2 separate regions of the Homo sapiens genome follow, and region 1 is linked to region 2. Evidence: chromatin contacts called from ENCODE Hi-C or POLR2A ChIA-PET data. All regions are on one chromosome and are shown on one strand. The core of a region is the stretch at or near the end of the contact, and the rest is flanking DNA. Distances in the headings are between cores, read along the strand shown. Region 1 overlaps LINC02107 (long intergenic non-protein coding RNA 2107). Region 2 overlaps LIFR (LIF receptor subunit alpha).

The links. A loop is a pair of places that touch in the nucleus more often than their neighbours do. ChIA-PET counts read pairs that join two places held with the same protein, here RNA polymerase II (POLR2A).
Region 1: a map of gastrocnemius medialis shows a loop between it and region 2 (4-fold over the local background). The contact joins two enhancer-like sites. A Hi-C loop is called at or near these places in 1 of 168 maps with a recorded cell type or tissue (gastrocnemius medialis). POLR2A ChIA-PET finds 5 or more read pairs at or near these places in 2 of 52 experiments (WTC11 and activated T-cell).

The regions. Positions count from the first base shown.
Region 1 is chr5:38,165,421-38,170,822 of GRCh38, reverse strand. The region is part of intron 2 of LINC02107 (long intergenic non-protein coding RNA 2107); the gene reads right to left. Among named protein-coding and RNA genes, the nearest start is that of LINC02119, 20 kb to the right of the region's middle. Within about 2 kb of position 3,187, at least 3 of the 41 ENCODE cell types and tissues checked have a DNase peak (open chromatin) inside an H3K27ac peak, as active enhancers do; they include gastrocnemius medialis, where a contact is called at or near this core.
Region 2 is chr5:38,536,702-38,542,083 of GRCh38, reverse strand. The region is part of intron 1 of LIFR (LIF receptor subunit alpha); the gene reads left to right. Among named protein-coding and RNA genes, the nearest start is that of LIFR, 17 kb to the left of the region's middle. Within about 2 kb of position 1,508, at least 10 of the 41 ENCODE cell types and tissues checked have a DNase peak (open chromatin) inside an H3K27ac peak, as active enhancers do; they include gastrocnemius medialis, where a contact is called at or near this core.

The DNA of each region.
Region 1 (5,402 bases), core at 1,938-4,437, 370 kb after region 2:
AACGCCACATATCTACAACTATCTGATCTTTGACAAACCTGAGAAAAACAAGCAATGGGGAAAGGATTCCCTATTTAATAAATGGTGCTGGGAAAACTGGCTAGCCATATGTAGAAAGCTGAAACTGGATCCCTTCCTTACACCTTATACAAAAATCAATTCAAGATGGATTAAAGACTTAAATGTTAGACCTAAAACCATAAAAACCCTAGAAGAAAACCTAGGCAATACCATTCAGGACATAGGCATGGGCAAGGACTTCATGTCTAAAACACCAAAAGCAATGGAAACAAAAGACAAAATTGACAAATGGGATCTAATTAAACTAAAGAGCTTCTGTACAGCAAAAGAAACTACCATCAGAGTGAACAGGCAACCTACAAAATGGGAGAAAATTTTGGCAACCTACTTATCTGACAAAGGGCTAATATCCAGAATCTACAATGAACTCAAACAAATTTCTAAGAAAAAAACAAACAACCCCATCAAAAAGTGGGCAAAGGACATGAACAGACACTTCTCAAAAGAAGACATTTATGCAGTCAAAAAACACATGAAAAAATGCTCATCATCACTGGCCATCAGAGAAATGCAAATCAAAACCACAATGAGATACCATCTCACACCAGTTAGAATGGCAATCATTAAAAAGTCAGGAAACAACAGGTGCTGGAGAGGATGTGGAGAAATAGGAACACTTTTGCACTGTTGGTGGGAGTGTAAACTAGTTCAACCATTGTGGAAGTCAGTGTGGCAATTCCTCAGGGATCTAGAACTAGAAATACCATTTGACCCAGCCATCCCATTACTGGGTATATACCCAAAGGACTATAAATCATGCTGCTATAAAGACACATGCACACGTATGTTTATTGCGGCATTATTCACAATAGCAAAGACTTGGAACCAACCCAAATGTCCAACAACGATAGACTGGATTAAGAAAATGTGGCACATATACACCATGGAATACTATGCAGCCATAAAAAATGATGAGTTCATGTCCTTTGTAGGGACATGGATGAAATTGGAAATCATAATTCTCAGTAAACTATCGCAAGAACAAAAAACCAAACACTGCATGTTCTCACTCATAGGTGGGAATTGAACAATGAGATCACATGGACACAGGAAGGGGAACATCACACTCTGGGGACTGTTGTGGGGTGGGGGGAGGGGGGAGGGATAGCATTGGGAGATATAACTAATGCTAGATGACGAGTTAGTGGGTGCAGCACACCAGCGTGGCACGTGTATACATATGTAACTAACCTGCACAATGTGCACATGTACCCTAAAACTTAAAGTATAATAATAAAAGAAAAAAAAAAAGGAAACGGTTCTAATGTCCCAAATTGCCTCTCTAGCTGATACACAGAAGGGATATTCCCATAGAAACATGGTTAAGGGTAGTTGAAAGAATTAGTACCAACACCTAGCACTAATCCCTGTCGTCGTATAGGCGTGCAGTAAATGTTTATGGTTGAATTAGAATTGCAGTTCAGACTTCTTAATGCGCTAAGTAGACTATCAGTGTGCTGGCCAGGGAAACCACCCAGTACTTTCCTCACCCCAGTACTCACTCTGCTTGAACTACTCTGGCTTCTTGCTGTTCTAGAACACACCAAGTTCTCTCTTGTACAATCCCAGCCCTGTCCGACACCTTATTCCGCTTTCCTATTTTATTCCCTTCTATGGCGTTTAGCATTTAGGATCATCTGACATGTCATATATTTTACTTGCTTCTTTGTGTGTTGTCTGTCTCCCCTGACCAGGATATAAGCTCCCTGAGGACAAGGGTTTGTATGTGCTTTGTTCCCTGCAGATTTCCCAGCACATAGAATAGTGCAGGGCTTGTAGTAGTGCTCAAGATGTATTTGTTGAAGGAATGAATGAAGGAATTCATTTATAATGTTGTTTCTACAGACTTCTGGATTCAAACTAAAACACAAGCTAACTTTTGGAACACAAGTCAATTCATAAATAGACACTTGATGAATATTTTCTGAGCACTAATAATGAAATATAGAAACTTTTTACTATGTCATTTAAACTTAGTCTCACATAAGGTCGAACTCTGGGCCATCCACACCTTGAAACAGGTGCAGAGAAGGAGACTCACAGAGCCCAGCTAGTCAGCTTGAAGCTATGTGGGGACAGATTGAGTGGAAATTGAGGCAGGGAGGTCTGGAACCCAAAAGAGAAAAAGACATCCAGAGGGGGGAAAATCAATCCATCAGCTGTGGATACTGAGAATCTACTTTGAAACTAGGACTCTGCTGGGCACAGCGGGCCAGAAAAATTCTCTAATATGACCCCAAGGAGTTAAAAGTTGGCGGTGTGGAGGAAATTGTCAGGGAGACACACAAGACACACACAAAAAGGTTTGAAGCGCTAAACTGTACGTTACAATAAGAACTCCTGAAGGAAGAGGAGATTGGCTGTCTGGGGTTTTCAGAGAAGGCTCTTTGGAGGAGGTGGTCTCTAACCTTCAAAGGCAGGTGAGAGTTCTTGCCCCAGGGGGGAAGGGGAAAAGAAGGGCATATCCCACCCTGGGCCAGCAGAACTGGTGCTGCAGAGGCAGGGACCTGTGCTGCAGGCACAAAGCTCTGCACTAGCAAATCTAAAAATACCCACCCTGTCTAGTTTTTTCTTTCCCTCTTGGTCTCTTACTTTTCTTCTCACCCGCCTTCCTATTTTCTTCCTTCTCTGATGATCCTTTCTGCCAACCCTGGGACTCACTTTCTCATCTCTCCAGGGAATCTCTGACCAGCTGGAGGGGCCAAAACCTTGCAGGACTCCCCGCGGTTCAGGTACAGGTTGGCAGCAGCTCCGGAGTCCCCCACCCGCCTCGACTCAGTTCTTTCAAATGCCAATTAACAGGTGTCAGAAATGCTGGTCTGGGTAAGAGATCCATGTCTGCATAACAACCCAACTGTTTTGGCTCCCCACCCGTGAGCATAAATATCGTGGTGTTTGAGCCCTTGGGGCCTGTGGAGTTTACAAGTATGCTGTCAAGATCTCTTCATTGGGCTAGTGCTTGAAGTGCTGCCAAAAAGCGAGGGGACTCCTGTGCTTTTATGTGTTCCCAAGCACAGGCCGCCCTGGCTCCAGGAGGAGCCCTCTGGGGACCGAGTGTCAGTGTGAATCTCAAACAGCAAGCTGACATTCCGGTTGGGAGTGTGACAGTGCATGCCTGGGTGATGATGCCAGGGCGGCAGGTGACACGGGTCCACCACAGAGGGGGAGCGTAATTGGAGTGGCTTCTAGTTACATGTCCTCAGAGCTCTGAAGGATGGAATCAGGGTCGGAGGAACAGTTAGAAAATGATGTTACAAAATCCGGATATCCTGATCAAATTGAGACCACTGAGATGGAGCATTCAGAGCACAGATGATACCAGTGTTCCCAGAAAAGGCATCCAACATGGGCTCATCTAGGACTAATGACATTGCAAGCCAGAGATACAGACCACGGTCAACCAGTGAAATACACCCGCACACATGTGCACACGCACACACACACACACGTGGGCATCCATGTGATGGGCCCTAGAAGCCCAGAGGAACCCCGCTTTTAGGGCACTCCCCTCCCCCAGGCCTCACCACAGCCACTGAGGACCTGACTCTGGATAAACATCTGAAAACAGAGTGGCTGCCAGGGAGGAGAAAAAAGAGGAGAGGGTGGAATGGGATGGGCGGGGCATGGCGACAGGAAGAGCTCAAAAGATTCGCAAGTTGGGTGACTACCAAGGTCGGCTTGTCTCAGAGGGCAGCAGGGCCATGGCCTGGCGGGTGGTGGGGCAGCAGGCGTTGGCTGGCTTCTGCCGTGTGGGGCAGCATTTCTCCGCCTTCACCACCCCACCTCGGGCTCTGTTCAGAGGTCACATCTAGGAGAGATTCTTGGACCATTTGTCGACTTGGTTCCACCCCAACGAGAACCATATCAAAAGGCTGAGCACACTTGACCTCATCAGCTTTGGGCTCTGCACAGCAGGTTGGAAAAATCCCCAGTAAGAGGCCTCATGGGAGGACTACATCACTGTCCCCCTCGGGCCCAGACTGGTTATGCTTTGTAATAATTGTTCTAGAAACCTTGGTGGAAACGAGGAAAGCTTCCCGAATCTCCCCTAACTCTTTTGCCATTTGTCATAGAAGTCCAGAATATTCTAGATTTTATATTTGTGGGGACCAGCACCAGAAAGAGGCAGAGAAGTATACGGGATCACATACTTCTTTGGTGGTAAACCCCTGCCTCTTTGTCTCTATTACTCTTTCCATTAAATTCCTCCTTGTTCTCTTGGTCTTCTTTGTATCCATTAACTTATGGAGAAGATAACTTTCGATAATTAAATGTGTCCTTAGGAATATTTACTCGCCCCTGAGTTACATTAGAAACTCTGAGAACAGAGGAAGATGGCCTTTATTTCTTTGCTCCCTGGTCTGATTTAACTTTATGAGTCTCCATGCAGTGCCTACTCCATGAGCTGCTTTCCTGATTTGAGGGGAAAATACAGTCCACACAGACACTATCCTGAGAATCGCCCCGTGAGCCTTTCCAGAATCCCAAAGATGACGTACAGTCCTGCCCCTCAAATGTCAGGATTTGGAAGAAGTCGCCTGCCTCCAAGCGAAAGCCAGATGCCTGGAGAGGTGAAATAGGAAGCTCTCACAAGGATGAGATCAGATCTCTCTAAAAGAAATCTCGTTGGATGAAGACAGAAAACAAATAATTTCCCCCAACAGAGGAAAGCTATTTGTTTATCTGTTCCATGGGGGCCAGAGGACCTGGAGCTGTAAAATCTGAAGGCAGTGTATGTTTTAGAAAGTTGTCGATGGGATCATTTTTATTGTACAGTGCATGGCCCTAAGATGGCCAAAGGGGAGTGTCAGAGCCTCGAATCTTTCCCTTTTTTTGGGAGGCCACTCTGGGCAGACATTTCGCTGATCATAATCACTTTTATATGTAACTGGACCTTAATTCATTTGGTAGTATGAGCTACGGAAGGGCGGCACAGATTAGAGAGCTATGTCTGTAACTGACGAAATCTGCGCCTGGAGTGCATTTGTGGGGAAATTAAAAATAAAATGAAGCTCATCTGAAAAATGCGTGGACTGGAATTAGCCGTCTCCTGACCAGTCACGCATGGAACTTGTCGGAGATGACCAGGACAGAAAAGTGAGACCTGGGCAGCACACTGGGCTGCGCCGGCCGCCAGGATCTGGGGAACCTGTCATAATTTATAATGGATTATCTTAGGAAATAGATGAGGACAGCTTGTGTTCAGGAGCCAGGAAAGACTACTTTAGTTTAAAAAAAGGGGCGGTGCAGAAAACATGTCTCAAAAATGCATGACCCATTGTTGTTTGTTCTGCAAGATATTTAGTGTCTGGACTTGGATT
Region 2 (5,382 bases), core at 259-2,758:
CTTTGATATTAGATTATCTACTTATTTTTCAAACTAAAATGAATCCTCCAATTTTAATACCACTGGAGGACACGATTTTAGACATTATGTGTCTGATAAAGTGAGAAGACAAAAAAGTAGTCCTTCTTAATATTTTTATGGCCATCTTACAATATTGGCCCAGCTTATTAACCTTTTTTTGTGGTTTTCCCGTGTGTTGCTGCTAAATCATATCTCCTCCCATCTGTATTTGTTCATTTTCTGTGTGTTATTGTTATCAACATTATCATTTCATTTTGGACCCTGACATCCATGCTGAATTTATTTTATTGGATTTATTTATTAGAATCCTATTATTACACCCTGTATATTTGCTATTTTGCCCATTTTTTTCCATCCACAGATAAGTTGGATATGATTCCTATATCTTCATGCAACTCATTAATGAAGATACCAAGAAAAACAGAAGTTTTTGATATCTGTCTATATCACTTTTGTCCAGGTTGACATCATCCTATGAATTAGCACTCTGAGTAAGGTTGATCATGTGATAAAAGCAGCCTCTTCACTCTGTTTACACAGCTTGAATTTCTTTACCTTGCTAATACTCATCTTTCATGTATTAGAAAAGATTTTGTTCAAACAGAGATACATTTTGTTGTTTCTGATCCTTGCTTTTCCCAGTACAACAGCTTATCAAGTCGAGGCTAAGGATGGGCTGACGTGCATGGGTCTGAGGTTTTCTAGGATTCCTTTCTTAGTACTGTTGATCATCTTATCCAGGATCAGTTATCAAGCTCACAGGCCTCTGTGTCTGTAGGATTTTATTTCTTAACAAGAATGCCCCTTTCTGAAATAGCTTTGCCAAATATCAGTTATTTTAGGTGCTGTTATGTTTTTCATATGCTGTTCCACTCTTACATAGAAGATGTTTCACCTGCTTAGATGTTGTAGACCGTGGTCTGAAGCCAGAGCTAAAGGCTTTATTTTAGTTGTTGTTTTGAGAAGCATAATCTAAGATGATGCTTAAGATTTTGATATCTGGGGTTAAATAATGTCATAAAGAAAAAAATTTTGAATTATTTTGGAGTGGAAAGCTTCAGATTCTGACCCTAAAGAATGTTAAGAAAGCATTCAGGCACATTTTGGTCAACATCTGTGCATTGAAATCTAGGTCTTAAAACAGTTTATATTTTAAGATTATTTCAGCAGCAAGACAAGAATTTTTTAATGCCAGTACATTTTGTGACAGGTTAACTGGCTCCCTAAGAACTATATTTGGCTTGCAAATGTATTTTGTTTGGCCCACATAGTGTTTTTTTTTTAATTGGAATTAATTGCCAGCATTTAAAAATAAGGATATTTCATAATAATAATAATAAAAAAAACTAAAAAAGCAACAACCTGGATTTCCTGCCCTTTTGGAAAAACTGGAAGATCTGTGGCTGTACTGGCCGCTCGTCCTCTGTGGTGTAATACAGACACAAGGAGCTGGCGAGGGGCTGCCCGCCAGCCTGTGTCATGTGAATGGCTCCAGTCATTTCATCTGGCTGGCTCTTGGAGTATGTTTGAGTTTGCACCTGCTGAGTTGAGAGCTTAACCAATTAAAAGTGTACTTAGAGTTGGAAGGAGAACAGTAAGATGGCAGTTATTTTCCATTTGTTCTCTGAACATAGACTGTCTGATCTTTGTTATAATGTGATTAGTGGAAGTGCTTGGTAGAGCAGGTGGTGTTTCCCCCAGCAACAGTATTCACCGGACAGGTCGGGGGAGAGCTGAATTTCTAATCACATTGTACATCTACCAGTTTGTTCCTGCAGGTGACAAACAAGGTTTTCTGAAAACAAAACAACCGTAAGTTTCTTATGATACTTAAAGTAGGGAAAGCAGGTGCTGGGTCTTAGTTGTGTAATTTGAGAGCTAAGACCTGAGATGTTAGGTGATTTATCTGCGAGCCCCTACCTGTCACCTATTCAGTGGTAGAATAGGGACTGGAGTCCAGGACTCCTGACTCCAGCTTAGTTGCTCATTTTACAGTTTAGTATAATGGCCTGGAGCTGAGATTTGCAGTCAGAGTTGGCTACAGATCCCACTTTGCTCCTTACTAGCTGTATGACCTTTCTGTGCCTCAGTTTTCTTATTATAAAAAGAGGGAAATAATATGAATAATACCGACCTTATAGGATTGATATGAAAATTAAATCCAATTTTTCATTGAAAGAACTTAGAAAAGTGGCTGCTCCTTAATAAACAGTATTTAAATAATGCATAATATCTGAAATATATGTATAAATTATATTTTACATGGTAGAGTTAGCTAAAACCAGCTTGTTACCTAGATAGAATTATTGTGTAATTAGTATTTTTCCCCCTCCTAGAATTTAGAAAGGCCTTTAGGGATAGTTTTACTCTATGTATTACCCCCCCCAAAAAACCAAAAAAACTTCAATTTGAGCCAGTATTCTTTTTATTAATGAATTTTTGTATAGCAAACAGGTTCATTGAAAAGCATAAAGTTTGTCAGCTTACTCTTCAGAATGTAGACAAATAACTGAATGGTATGAAAATATTTTAAGTCCTCACCGAGGACTCTATTTGAATGGATTTGCTTCAGTCACCAAATAAATCTTGTACGTGTGGTGGATATAAAGCACTCCTAGACTATGGATTTTACAAAGATAAGGCTCTGATCTTAGCTTATAGTGGAAAAGAGGGTGGAAGGAAGGGAGAGAATGATTTCCATAATACCTGGTATGATAAGAACAATGCCTAAAGGGGAAATTGATGTCCAGTGGGAGCATAAACAGAGCACTGTGTCTGGTTGGACATAGTGGTCAGCATGAGAACCAAGAGGAAGGCCGGGCGCGGTGGCTCACACCTGTAATCCCAGCACTTTGGGAGGCCGAGGCAGGCGGATCACTAGGTCAGGAGATCGAGACCACGGTGAAACCCCGTCTCTCCTAAAAAATACAAAAAATTAGCCAGGCACAGTGGCAGGCGCCTGTAGTCCCAGCTACTCGGGAGGCTGAGGCAGGAGAATGGCGTGAACACGGGAGGCAGAGCTTGCAGTGAGCCGAGATCGCGCCACTGCACTCCAGCCTGGGTGACAGAGCGAGACTCCGTCTCAAAAAAAAAAGAGAGAACCAAGAGGAAGAGATGCCCCTAGGAAAGGAGTAGAGGAGGTGGAAGAAGATTGCGGAATAGACGTGTGAATTTTAGTGTGGACGGTTGTCTGAGCTGTTGGTGGGCCAGCCTTCTGATATTTGGCCTGGAGCTTCAAAGAATGATAGGGTTAGTGATATAGATGCTATTTAAAGCTTTGCAACTCACTATGGAAGATGGATTGTGTGAGGCCCTTGCCAGAGGGTTGTAAATTACGTATGCCAGAGAGTGAGGAGGGCCTCAGCCTCCAGAGCAGTAGAAATGGACTGGAGGGAGAGGATGGGGAAAGAGTCAAGGCATGTTTTAGGTAAAAGTGGCAAGTCAGGTGGGAGGTGTGAGGAAGAAGGAAGAGTCAGGGTTACTCAGAAGACACTGGTGCCATGGGCTAAGACGGGGCTACAAGAGAGCAGGTTTGGAGGGGAAAGTGAGCTTAATTCAGTACATCTGGAGTTTTTGAGGAATCTGAAATATCCAAGTGGATATGAAGCATCAGAATATTTTGTCATGCCTGAAGGAACCTTACTTGAGTGGATTTGTCTAAGTAAGCAAGAAATTGTCTAGTGAATGGTTAATCTGTAACTGGGAAGAGGCCAATCCTGGGAACACGGATTTGGAAGTAATTAGCATACAAGTGATGTTATAGCCACAAGCACAGATAATACTGTTCAGTCAGGAAGTGAAGGATAGAAGGAGCAGTAGGCTAAGGAGTCCCACCAAGGAAGCTAAGTAGGAATAGAATCTGAATGGCATCTCAAGTCAGTGAGAGAAGGAATGGATTACCTAATAAGTGGTGTTGGGATAAGTGGTAACCACTTAGAGGGAAACAGAAAAGGTGGGTCCTTGACTCAACTGTACACTGAAATTAATTTTATATGGCATGAAGCTTAAAATGTGAAACACCTTAAATGTACTTGAAGGCAACATCAGGACAATTTGCATAGTCCCGGCATGAGAAAAACCTTTATGGTTAGAAACCACAAAGGACAAAATAGAGAAATCTGATCTAGTAAGAGTTAAACAAAAGACTCACTGGAAAGTAAAAGCGATTGGGGAATCTATTTGCTATGTATGTAACAGAGTTAATATGCATATTAAGATTTTTTTTCTTAGCAATCATTAAGGAAATGATTAATGCCCAATTAGAAAAAGGAGCAAAAGAGAATAAACAGCTTATAAATAAAGCATTGCAAATTATCAATAAACATATGAAAGGATATTTTAATTACGCAATAAAAAGAAATGCCATTTATGGCCCAACAGAATAATTTTTTTTTTTAAAGACAATCCTTGGTATTAGTGAGAAGTACTGGGAAATGGAGATGTTCCTGTTTCTTTTTAGAGATAAGTTTTCGTCATGTTTTCCTGCATGTTAAAGATTTATTGGAGGAATGTTCTTCAGGTTGTTTAATAATAGAGCACTTCATCGTTAAAAGGGAAGAAACAAGTTCATTCGTTTGGTAGACTTTTATATTTATTGAAGACTGTTACATACCAGTCACTCTTATAGCGTAGTTGAAGTGGGATATGAGTAGTCAGATGTTACTCTAAAGTATGATAGCGTGAGTCCCGAAAGATGGAAGAATGGGAAATATAGGAGACATTGCAGGGGGCACTCCATTGGAGGCAGTGGTTTTGGGAGAGGCCTTGAGACCAAAGGGAATGTGGAGTGTTTGGGGAGCTGCTGCGGTATGGAGAGGAAGGGGTTCATGGCCGTCTCGAAGGGCTGTGCCCACAGTATGGAACTGGAACTGTGTGTTGAAACAGTGGAGAGCCTTTGGAGGATTTTAAGCATGGAAGTGATGTATTCAAACTTGTTTTGACATGCTGAGGTTCATAATGGACTGGCTCTTGAATTAACAGGGAAGTCCACACTGCAATGGAGATTACTAAAACTGACATGGAGGATCCTGAAAAAGAAAAACTTTGGAAGACAGTCTATTTTTAAAAGTTCCCAGGAAATGCAAAGGAATTAAGAAAAAAAAATTGACAAGATTATTCTATTTGAATAATAGACCAAAAAGTTATTTTGGGGAATGAATATCCTGCATTATGCACAGTGATAGATTTGTCTTTATAATGTAGCAAATGTTAAATTTCAATATTATTTTCCTACATGCAGAACGCATATTGAAGTATGATACAGTGGAATCCCTAAGCAGCCAAGCTATCCTCTAACTCAGGTCCCCAGACTGTCATAGTTCACAGTGCCCGTCGTGTTTTGTTAATGTTTTTTATGATGCT